Linked DNA regions of Homo sapiens: region 2 is linked to region 1. A link is a contact called in ENCODE Hi-C or POLR2A ChIA-PET data. All regions are on one chromosome and are shown on one strand. Each heading gives the region's core, a stretch centred on a gene start or an enhancer-like site at or near the end of the contact. The rest is flanking DNA. Distances are from core to core; before and after follow the strand shown. Region 1 holds the start of VGLL3 (vestigial like family member 3). Region 2 has its middle 57 kb from the start of POU1F1.

Region 1 (4,742 bases), core at 1,421-3,920:
CTGTCAGCCTGATAAGAATTTCCTGATTTACTCTCTTTTCCAATAGAAAATGTAGGTCATCAAAATAAACTTCTGACACTAAAAGAACAGTAGTTACACTGTCAAGTCTTTTTTTTTTTATTTCGTTAGCCAGTTATGGTCAAACAGTTTCTTTACTTGACCAAAAAAAAAAAAAAAAAAAAAAAAAAAAAAAAAAAAAAAAAAAAAGAAGAAGAAGAAGGAGAAGAAAAAGAAGAAAAAGCAACATGAAAATTTCCAAGCACCTCCCTATGGCTCACTCAGCCTAACATCTAGTTAAGCAATGTCTACAAAAGCCCAAAATATAGAAGTTGATCATTATGTAACCAATCAATGTAGATAAATTGTTTTCTTTTTAAGAAGCTCAATGGTCAGAGTTTTCCTGATTTTTATTTTATTTTATTTTTTACTTTTTAAAATTGTTGTCTTCAGTATGTTGACGGTTTTAGCAAAAGAAATGAATTTGGGGACCGAGTCTCAGGGCTATTGCAAACATTATATAAAGTACTGGAGTCATTTCTTATTGAAAACTTTTATGATTGGCAATTTGCCATTTTCTCTGATACCGAATGTTATTTTCTAGCTCAAAAAAAAGTGTTACAGTATTAACTCCACACCACAGATTCATTAATTTCACAACCCTAAAAAATAAAGCCATATTTGAAACAACTTCTACTAGTTTGTTATTTTATAAAGGAGGAAAGTATCTTTCTGAACATGTAGAGAAGTTTTAGTTTGTTGCTCATCCACATTCCAAATGATAATTGAAGACCTCTGTAATATCAGAGATGCTTTGAAATGCTGGTGCTGCTGAATATTTTTTTTAAGAGGATAGCAAGAAAGTAGGGCTCCTTCCTCTTTTGCCCTAATTGGTTCTGGTTAAGCTGGTACTATTTAGCAGATGAATCTGGGGCATGTACCCTTCCAGAATTAGCTGAATTTCATAGTTCCTAAATTCTAAACGGAAAGTTAGATTTCTTTCTAAAGAGTAGCACTGTAATTCTAGCAAAGAGACAGAAGTAGAGGAAATACAGAAAGTAAAATGTCAGATTAATTAACAGCCCAAACCTAAGAAGGTTTGCAATAAAACATGTGGTACCTAAGAAAGTAAAAAGAAATAAATCAATATATTCTATGGATGGTAATTTCCTAACCAAATCTAGTTATTTTTTTTAAGTTTCTCCAAATCCGCCCACCCTAATTCCCATAGTCTGAGGTGGACTCTATTTTGGTACAGCCCTTGCCACATACATTTTTTATTTTAATGTAGCACTAACTAAGCCTTGGCACACTCTCCGTTGTATCCAGAGAGTAATGTCCAAGGGCGCCTCGTGCCAAATTCCCCAGAACTCTACTGTTCCTTCTAAAGTAACTATATCATCTCCTCAGTTCACGACCCCTTATTATGGACATCTTCAGTTACTCTTGGAAGAGTGGAGACTCAGCATCCAGAGATTCAAGGTAACCTTTTGGCCGAGGGACCCACTGTCAACAGACTGAACACGTACAAACTCTGTGCTTTGCTGGAATTAAAAAATGAATGAAGAACCTTGGAATCCATCCCTGTCCTCTAAGTCACAGTCACCGGGAGAAAGATTCTGTGGAGAAGTTCTAGTAACACCCGATAGACATTATGCTAGACCAGTGTTCCCCCATGAAAGTCCCAGATCATTTCGTGAACTCACTCTCCAGGTAGCTTCCCCTACCTCTGTCAGCGCACTTCATCTTCCTCATCAATAAAACCCTGAAACATTCCATCTTTCCAAATAAACAAAATAGTTGGTTGAAAGGAAGTTTACTCACATGGTCCTAAGATAGATGCCCTTGGTGAGCTTCAGAGAACTGAGTCCTAAGAGCTAGGGTGCCTAGGAGGAGCAGCCTCTGAGCTCCGGTGACCACAGCTCAATGAAGCCCCCAGCTAGGTCATGCCTCACCCACCCGTCCACCCTGCTGCTCTCCCTTCCCGGCTCTCTCGGGATGGCTTTCTGCTCAAGGACGCTCCCGCAGATCCCAGAGCATCCTCTGCGCCACGCGTGCCGGCGGGACGTCGCCGAGCCCCAGACCGATACTCTCGATGCCCTTCGCCCCCGCCCCCAGCAGGCTGCCCGTCCGGTGACTCACCTGCTGGCCAGGTTGGGGCGCCGGCTGATAGTAGGCTGTGGGGCAGGTTGTCGCTGCCATGGGGTTGGGCAGATACTGGGACGCTCCATAAGGCTGGGGGTGATACATCACCTCCGCACAACTCATGGCAGCCGGGGCAGTGGCGGCCCCCGAGCTGCCGCCGCCGCTCTACGCGCTGGCGCGAGGGGCGCGGGCGCCGCCGCCGCCGCAGCTGCCGCCTCTGTCGCTGCTCCAGCTGCTACTGCGGCGAAGGCGGGTCCTCGGCGGCCTCGGGCTCCGCGCGGGGCGCGGGGTCGGGAGGGACTGGCAATCAGCGGGGGCCCATGCGCGGGCACCTTCATCTTCAGCCCCTCCGGATGTTCCCTGCCGCGCTTATATAGCGGCTCAGGGACGCAGCCGCCCGCTGCGCCGCTGGGGCATTACCGCGTCCGGCTCCCGCGAGGGCTGCGGCGCCCACGGCAGCGCCAGTCACAGCCACAGCCCAGGCCCGGGTCGGGCAGCCGTGGGGAGCCCAGCTCCGGTTTGCATATACACAATGCACGCCCGGGGCTCGTCCTATCACGGGTGCTCCCGGCTGTGCGAGGACAGGGAGGCGGGGGCAGAGGGAGGGGGAACGCCGGGGAGAAGGGGGAGCACTTTGCCTCCCCAGGCTCTGACGCGGAACTTTGCAAAGTTTCTCCAACTCGCTTTGCAGCGGGCGGGTCACCCTGCAGGGGGACCCCGGGGAAGGCTGGCTGCGGATTGGAGCGAAGTTTGCAGCCCTCTCCGCCTCCCAGCATGGGATGGTGGTGGGAGGGGAATGGTATGCAGAGGCTCCGCGCCCTCAAGGCTCGGCAGGTTCCCACCCTGTCTCTGTCACCTGGCCGCCAGGGCGAGGGCTTCCCTACTCCAAGGAGATTTTACAGGGAACACCAACTCAGAGGCTGGGACCAAACAAAAGCCGAGTGTACAAAGGGGTAAAACAGAGCAGGCGCAGAATACACGGGGATTAGCTCCTACATTAAAATAATCATAAGTGAAAGTTAACATCTCTGCAAGTGCCCACATGCCAAGAATGCAACACAGTTTTCCACAAGCAATCTCTGCTTTAAGTTTACATCTTCATGGTATGACACTGCTGTGAGACGTCCACCATTTCTGGCTTTTACAGCCTGGTTTTCACAGAGCAATAAAGGGTAGTTGATTAAGCCCATTCGCTAATAAAGGTTTATCTCTTTGCAATTGGATCTGACCCTCTCCAAAATGGGGAAAAAAACGTCTGTGAGAATATACTTGTATTCTGACATAATCAGTAGAAATAATTATACTCACATTATTTTATTTATTTTGAGATAGGGTTTCCTTCTGCCGCCCAAGCTAGAGTACAGTGACATGAGCACAGCTCACTGCAGCTACCACCCCCACGCTCAAGAGATCCTCCCATCTCAGCCTCTGGAGTAGCTGGGACTACAGGCGTGCATTACCACGCCCAGGTAATTTTTTTAATTTTTTTTTTTATAGAGAAGGGGTCTTGCTATGTTACCTAGGCTGGTCTCCAACTCCTGGCCTCAAGTGATCCTTCTGCCTCGGTCTCCCAAAGTGCTGGGATAACAGGCATGAGGCACCGCACTGGGCCTCATTTTATAAATGAGCAAACTCTAGCTCTGAGATTCAGCAAACATATCTCTCCTTATACGTAGGCATCCTCTTTTATGACTCACAGCAATCTCTCATTTTTACAGTCTATCTTTTCTCAGAGAAAAAGTCAGTTTGAAAGTCAAATGCACTAATGTTTTTATAGTTTGAATTATGTCTTCCCAAAAATGTATATATTGAAGCCCTAACCCACAATATGGCTGTATTTGAAGACAGGACATATAAGGAGGTGATAAGGTTAAATGAGATTTAAAAGGTTGGGCCCTAATCTAATAGGACTAGGTTCCTTATAAGAAGAGAAAACACGCCAGAGATATCTATGTCTCCCCCAAACCCCACTCCCTGTCTCTCTGCTCTGTCAAAGAGGAAAGACCATCTGAAGTCATAGTGAGTTACCTACAAGCCAAGAAGAAAGGTCTCACCTTGAAACCAACACTGACCACACCTTATCTTGTGCTTCTATCCTCCAGAACTATGAAAAAATTAACTTTTTTTTTTTTTTTTTTTTTTTGAGACGGAGTATCGCTCTGTTGCCCAGGCTGGAGTGCAATGTCACGATCTCGGCTCACTGCAACCTCCTCCCGGTTCAAGTGATTCTTCCGCCCCAGCCTCCCGAGTAGCTGGGATTACAGGCACCCGCCATCATGCCCGGCTAATTTTTGTACTTTTGTAGAGACAGGGTTTCACCATGTTGGCCAGGATGATCTTGAACTCCTGACTTCAGGTGATCCGCCCACCTCGGCCTCCCAAAGTACTGGGATTACAGGCGTGAGCCACGGTATGCCCAGCTTAATTTGTTTTTTTAGGCCACCTAGTTTGTGGTATTTATGACAGCCCTAGCACACTAATGCAGATATACAGTTATCATATATCGTTAATGTTTACATAAGTGTCTGTGTGTATGTCTAGGTACACAGATACATACACATGTATAAACACACAGGCATACACACACACACTGACACTAT
Region 2 (4,742 bases), core at 667-3,166, 340 kb after region 1:
TTGCCTCTGTTTTTATAATGTAGTCATCAATGTAGCCAATACATGAAGCTTATCCAAGAAAACAAAAACATGAGAATAAGTTTTCTCAAAAAGTGGCTAATTTATATTAGCTTTTTAATCAATTGAATACAAATTAGGAATTTCTAAATTACAGATGGTCCCTGGCTGATAATTTCTGACTTTACATTACTTTAAGCATTCATACAACCATTCTTTTTTTCACTCTCAGTAGAGTATTTAAGAAATTGCATAAGATACTCTACAGTTTACTGTAAAGTAGGCTCTGTGTTAGATGATTTTCTCCAACTATAGGCTAACGTAAGTGTTCTGAGCATACTTAAGGTAAGCTAGACTAAGCTAAGCTATTATGGTAGGGTAGATGTATTAAATGCATTTTTGACTTATGAAATTTTCAATTTATGATGGATTTATTCTGACACAACCCCATCATAACACTTGTCAGTTAGTTATTAGGCATTTATATATTTATTTATTTATTTTAAGACTAGCCAAATGCAGTAGTGAGAAGGGGGAAAAAGAGTAGAACAAGGAGTTCAATCAGTAACTGACTGTAGTTATTTGGCCTTTTTAACATTAAATAATCATCAAGAGAACATATTGACCTATGGCTTATAATAAGGAAAAAACTATTTAAAGTACAAAAGACCAGCACTTCATGCCCCTAGAAGGTTAATAAAAGTGCAAATTGCTTTAAATTCAAGCACTAGCATTTGCTAATCTGGAACATTTTAATTATCCTCCTCTAAAAGCATTGACTTCTTATCATTAACCACAAAACAAGGTAAGCCCTTTGGTTCCTTGATTTCAATTTTTGGAACCTCAATAATTATGCTTAGTTTCACCTTTTTGCCGAATCAAAACATAAGATGGCAGAAAAGGACTGAAATCGGTCCAAATAGTACTTGAAATATGTTCATCAGTAAATATATTTTTAAAAATCCTAGAGGAGCTTTGATTTTGCAGAATGTGGATGGGAGAGGACAAGTTATAAGTGATAAACATAGTAAATAAGTGATACGGTATGTTGAAAGGTAATAATTGTTAAAGAAAGAAGAAAACAAATAGAGAAAGTTTTGAGGATTGAGTTTGTGGGGGTTGAGAGTGTGAGTTGTGGGAAAGGAGGAAGGTTATGTTGTGATATTAATAAGCATGATCAGTTTCTGCCCTTTTGAAAAGATACAGTCTGAGCAAAGACTAGAGGAAAGTGGTATGTCTGGGGGAACAGCATTTCACACAGGAGGAATAGCTGATGCAAAGACCTCAAGGCAGAATTTGTGCCTGATGCATTCAAGGAGCAGCCAACAGGACGGAGAATAGTACGAAGGGAACTCAGAGAGGAATTGTGTACATGTGGATGAGTAGGGGCCTACGGAACATCTTTTCTGTCTTTTATCTCTCCTTTGCTCTGGCCATCACTGCTTCACCTCGACAGGTAGGACCCAGTAGGTATCACTGCACATCTGGGGCTCGCAGGGCTTGCTCCTAAGTAAATGTGGAAGTGTGCAGTTAACATCCCCTGGAAAAGCCCAAAACCAGTGGGAGATGACTGCTGGTGAATAAGAATTCCCCAATCATATCGTTAAACTAAAATGAAGAATGAGCCTGAAGAATTCCTCAGCAGACAAAGCTAGTTAGGCCTCATAAATAACCTTAACCTTGCTTGATTTGCAAACATAAGTGAAACTTAATTGGGGCCATTTTTTGTAAATGTCTACATGAAAGAAAAATAGCATTTAGGCTTAACTGGTCAGAAGCAGGGACAGACCTTGTAATTTTATAACTAGGGACTTTCCAGTGGGATAGATCAAATAGGCAACAATGTAACTGTAACCAATCAAATATTTTCTTTGCTTTACTTCTGTATTTGCCCCATAAAAGCCTCCCCCTTGCATTTCCTTGGTGGAGCTTCTGAACCACTCTGGTTTGGAGATTACTGATTCATGAGTCACTGTTTACTCAAACTCTTTAAAATTGTATTGCGTCTCAGTCTGCTTTTGAACAATGTATAGGCACAATATTCATGACCTCAGAAGGACCTGGCAGGATTGAGTTGCCCAGAGATAACCATCTCAATGACACATCCGTGGGCATACTTTTCTCCTTCCTCTTGTTCCCTTTCTCTGAGTCTTGAAAGTCACTTTCAAAATAATAAGTTTCTTGCTTGTAAATGCTTGTCTGAGGCTTTGTTTTTTGGGACGATAGAAGGAAAGACAAAGCTAGGAGACTAGAGCATGAAGGATCATGTAGGTCACTTAAGACTTCGTAAAAACTTTAGCTTTCTTTGAGTTCAGGGTTTTGGACCAGGAAGCGAGATGAGCTGACTCAAAAGGAAGAAACTGAGGAAACAGAGAAAGAATACTCTTTATCAATCAAAAGAATGACTCTAGGTTCCAGTAGGCAACTAGCTGTTTGTCTCCCCAGGCAAAAATACAAACTCACAATCTTTAGTCTGGATAATCTCAAGAGAGTTTAAAACCAGGTTAAATAGCCATGCTTAAAGTCTCTTTTTTTCCTGTGGAAAATAAGAAGGAATGGCCTTTCCTTAAGATTGGTACTAGCCTTACATTCTGAGCCTAGTGGAAAAGTTCTAAGTAGGCCTCTGGGATTTTTGTGAAAGTAGATGAGGAATTAAGCTGATTCTAAAAGAGAATACAGTACTTAATTTTTATTCTCTCAACTCCTCGATGTTACCACTGTGGAAGGACAGAAAGCATTTTAAAACATAGAGAATGCAATTAACACAATAAAAATATGTTAATACCAAAAAGTTTGCTTTATATTTGATGTGTCTATGAATGAATTTTAAAGAATGATTGTTACCCAAGGCTTAATGCTTTAAGAATCTGTTGATGAAACCACAAAATAATCTGAATAGACTTTTTTTATAGACCTACAGGAACTCTTGATGTTTATTATATTACCCTTCAAATTATATATTCATTTATTCTAATACAACATAGTTTTTTCTTCAGTATTAGTGCTAAAAGATGTTTTTGTTGTTGTTGCCTACAGTTCTTGTAGTATGAGGGATGTTGGTTTCTGACAAATCAAACAGAAATGATGTTTTTGAACCAAAACCAGAATTTATATGACAAAATTTTAGCTTTCTAGAAGCAGAATTCTCTTTTAATTTATGGGTTTAGTAGCCCTTATAGATACAAACCTTTGTACATATTTTTGAGATTTAGGAGGCTTTCTATAATTACATTGAGAAATCAAAATAAACTTTGACTATGTTCCTAGATTGGATTTCAACTTTACCCTAATATAATAATAGTTTAATACAATTCCAAGCAAATTCCAAGCTTATTTTGTAAAATAAAAATTCTTAGCATGTATAGCTAAGTATACTTATATATCTTAGCATATATAACTAAGATAATTGGAGAAATGAAATGATCTAGAGGAGAATTTGCCTAGCTAGATAATATAAAATATTATGAAAGTACATTTATTAAAGAAATAAAATAGTCAACAGACATAAGAAATCAATAATGAAACCAACAGTTAACTCAGAAATAAAACCTAGGTTTTAGTATCTACATAATTTAGTAGTTTATGAATATGTAATTACAAATCATTAGGGACCAGAGGAGTGGTCAATAAATGATCCTGAGACAATTGATTAGTTTTTTGAAACAAACCTATAATATGTGCTCCTTGTGGAAGCAGAATTCTAAAATGGCACTCAGGATGCTCCATCCTAATCCCTGGAAACTGAATATGGTAAAGTATCCGTCCCATAATTATGCTATGTTATTGGCTAAGTTGACCTTAAAATAGTGAGAAATCTGGAGGTGAAACTAATTTAATTCATTAGGCTTTTTAAAGCAGAGTTTTCTACTTTCTACTATAGCAGAAGAGAAAGTTGGAGAGGTTGGAAGAACGAGAGAGAGTCAATACCCCCTCTCTGGCTTGGACTATGGAATAGGCCAAGGAAGAAGAAATGGAGGTGGCCTTAAGGAGTTCAAAGAGATCTTCTGCTGACAAGCACCAAGGAAATGGGAAACACAGTGCCACAACTTCATGAAACTCAATTGCACCAACAACATAAACAAGCACAGAAGTTGATTTTTTTTTTCTGAACTTCCAGATAAGAACCCAGTCCAGTCAATACCTGGATTTCTGTAAGACCCTAAACTGACAACCCAGTTTAGTTCGCCTGGGCTTCTAACCTACAGAACTATGAGCTAATAAATTCATGTTGCTTTAAGCCACCATATATGTGATAATATTCAGCAATAGAAAAACTACCTGATCTAAGCTCCACATGACTCAAGAGTAATTGTCCTTCTAGCCCAACGTCTGTGGGTAGATTCAGAAAGAATCTTGAAGGAAAGGTGGCACAGCAGTTTCCTGAGGGGAAGCGAGCAGGTGGCTGAGTGCCCAGAGCTCCACATGTGGCCACAGGACCATGGAGAGGGGACACAACCAAAATAAGCTGAATTTGGAAGTGAATCCTAGTGTCATCTCTGTCATCTCTAATGTGAGGCAAATGTAGAGGGAAGTCTACTTCCTTCTGTACTGCTTCTGATGCAAAATAAAAAAATGACATATGTTCTCAGGAATGAGGATGGAATTAAAAAGGAAAAGTCATTTGATTTGTTTTCTAATAATTCAGGTGCAAGCATAATAGAATTTGGAGAATTTTTTGTCATTATGACTGCTGATAAAAGTGATGCTATAAATAACAACTTCTTACAAATGGGTAACACCCCATA

The links. A loop is a pair of places that touch in the nucleus more often than their neighbours do. ChIA-PET counts read pairs that join two places held with the same protein, here RNA polymerase II (POLR2A).
Region 2: a map of PC-3 shows a loop between it and region 1 (5-fold over the local background). The contact joins the enhancer-like site here to the promoter of VGLL3 in region 1. A Hi-C loop is called at or near these places in 1 of 168 maps with a recorded cell type or tissue (PC-3). POLR2A ChIA-PET finds 5 or more read pairs at or near these places in 1 of 52 experiments (PC-9).

Annotation. Positions count from the first base shown.
Region 1 is chr3:86,988,479-86,993,220 of GRCh38, forward strand. It overlaps VGLL3 (vestigial like family member 3), which reads right to left and starts at 2,671. Exons shown (of 4, transcript NM_016206.4): 1 at 2,140-2,671. The coding sequence starts at 2,265.
Region 2 is chr3:87,331,560-87,336,301 of GRCh38, forward strand. No RefSeq gene overlaps it. Among named protein-coding and RNA genes, the nearest start is that of POU1F1, 57 kb to the left of the region's middle. Within about 2 kb of position 1,917, at least 5 of the 41 ENCODE cell types and tissues checked have a DNase peak (open chromatin) inside an H3K27ac peak, as active enhancers do; they include PC-3 and PC-9, where a contact is called at or near this core.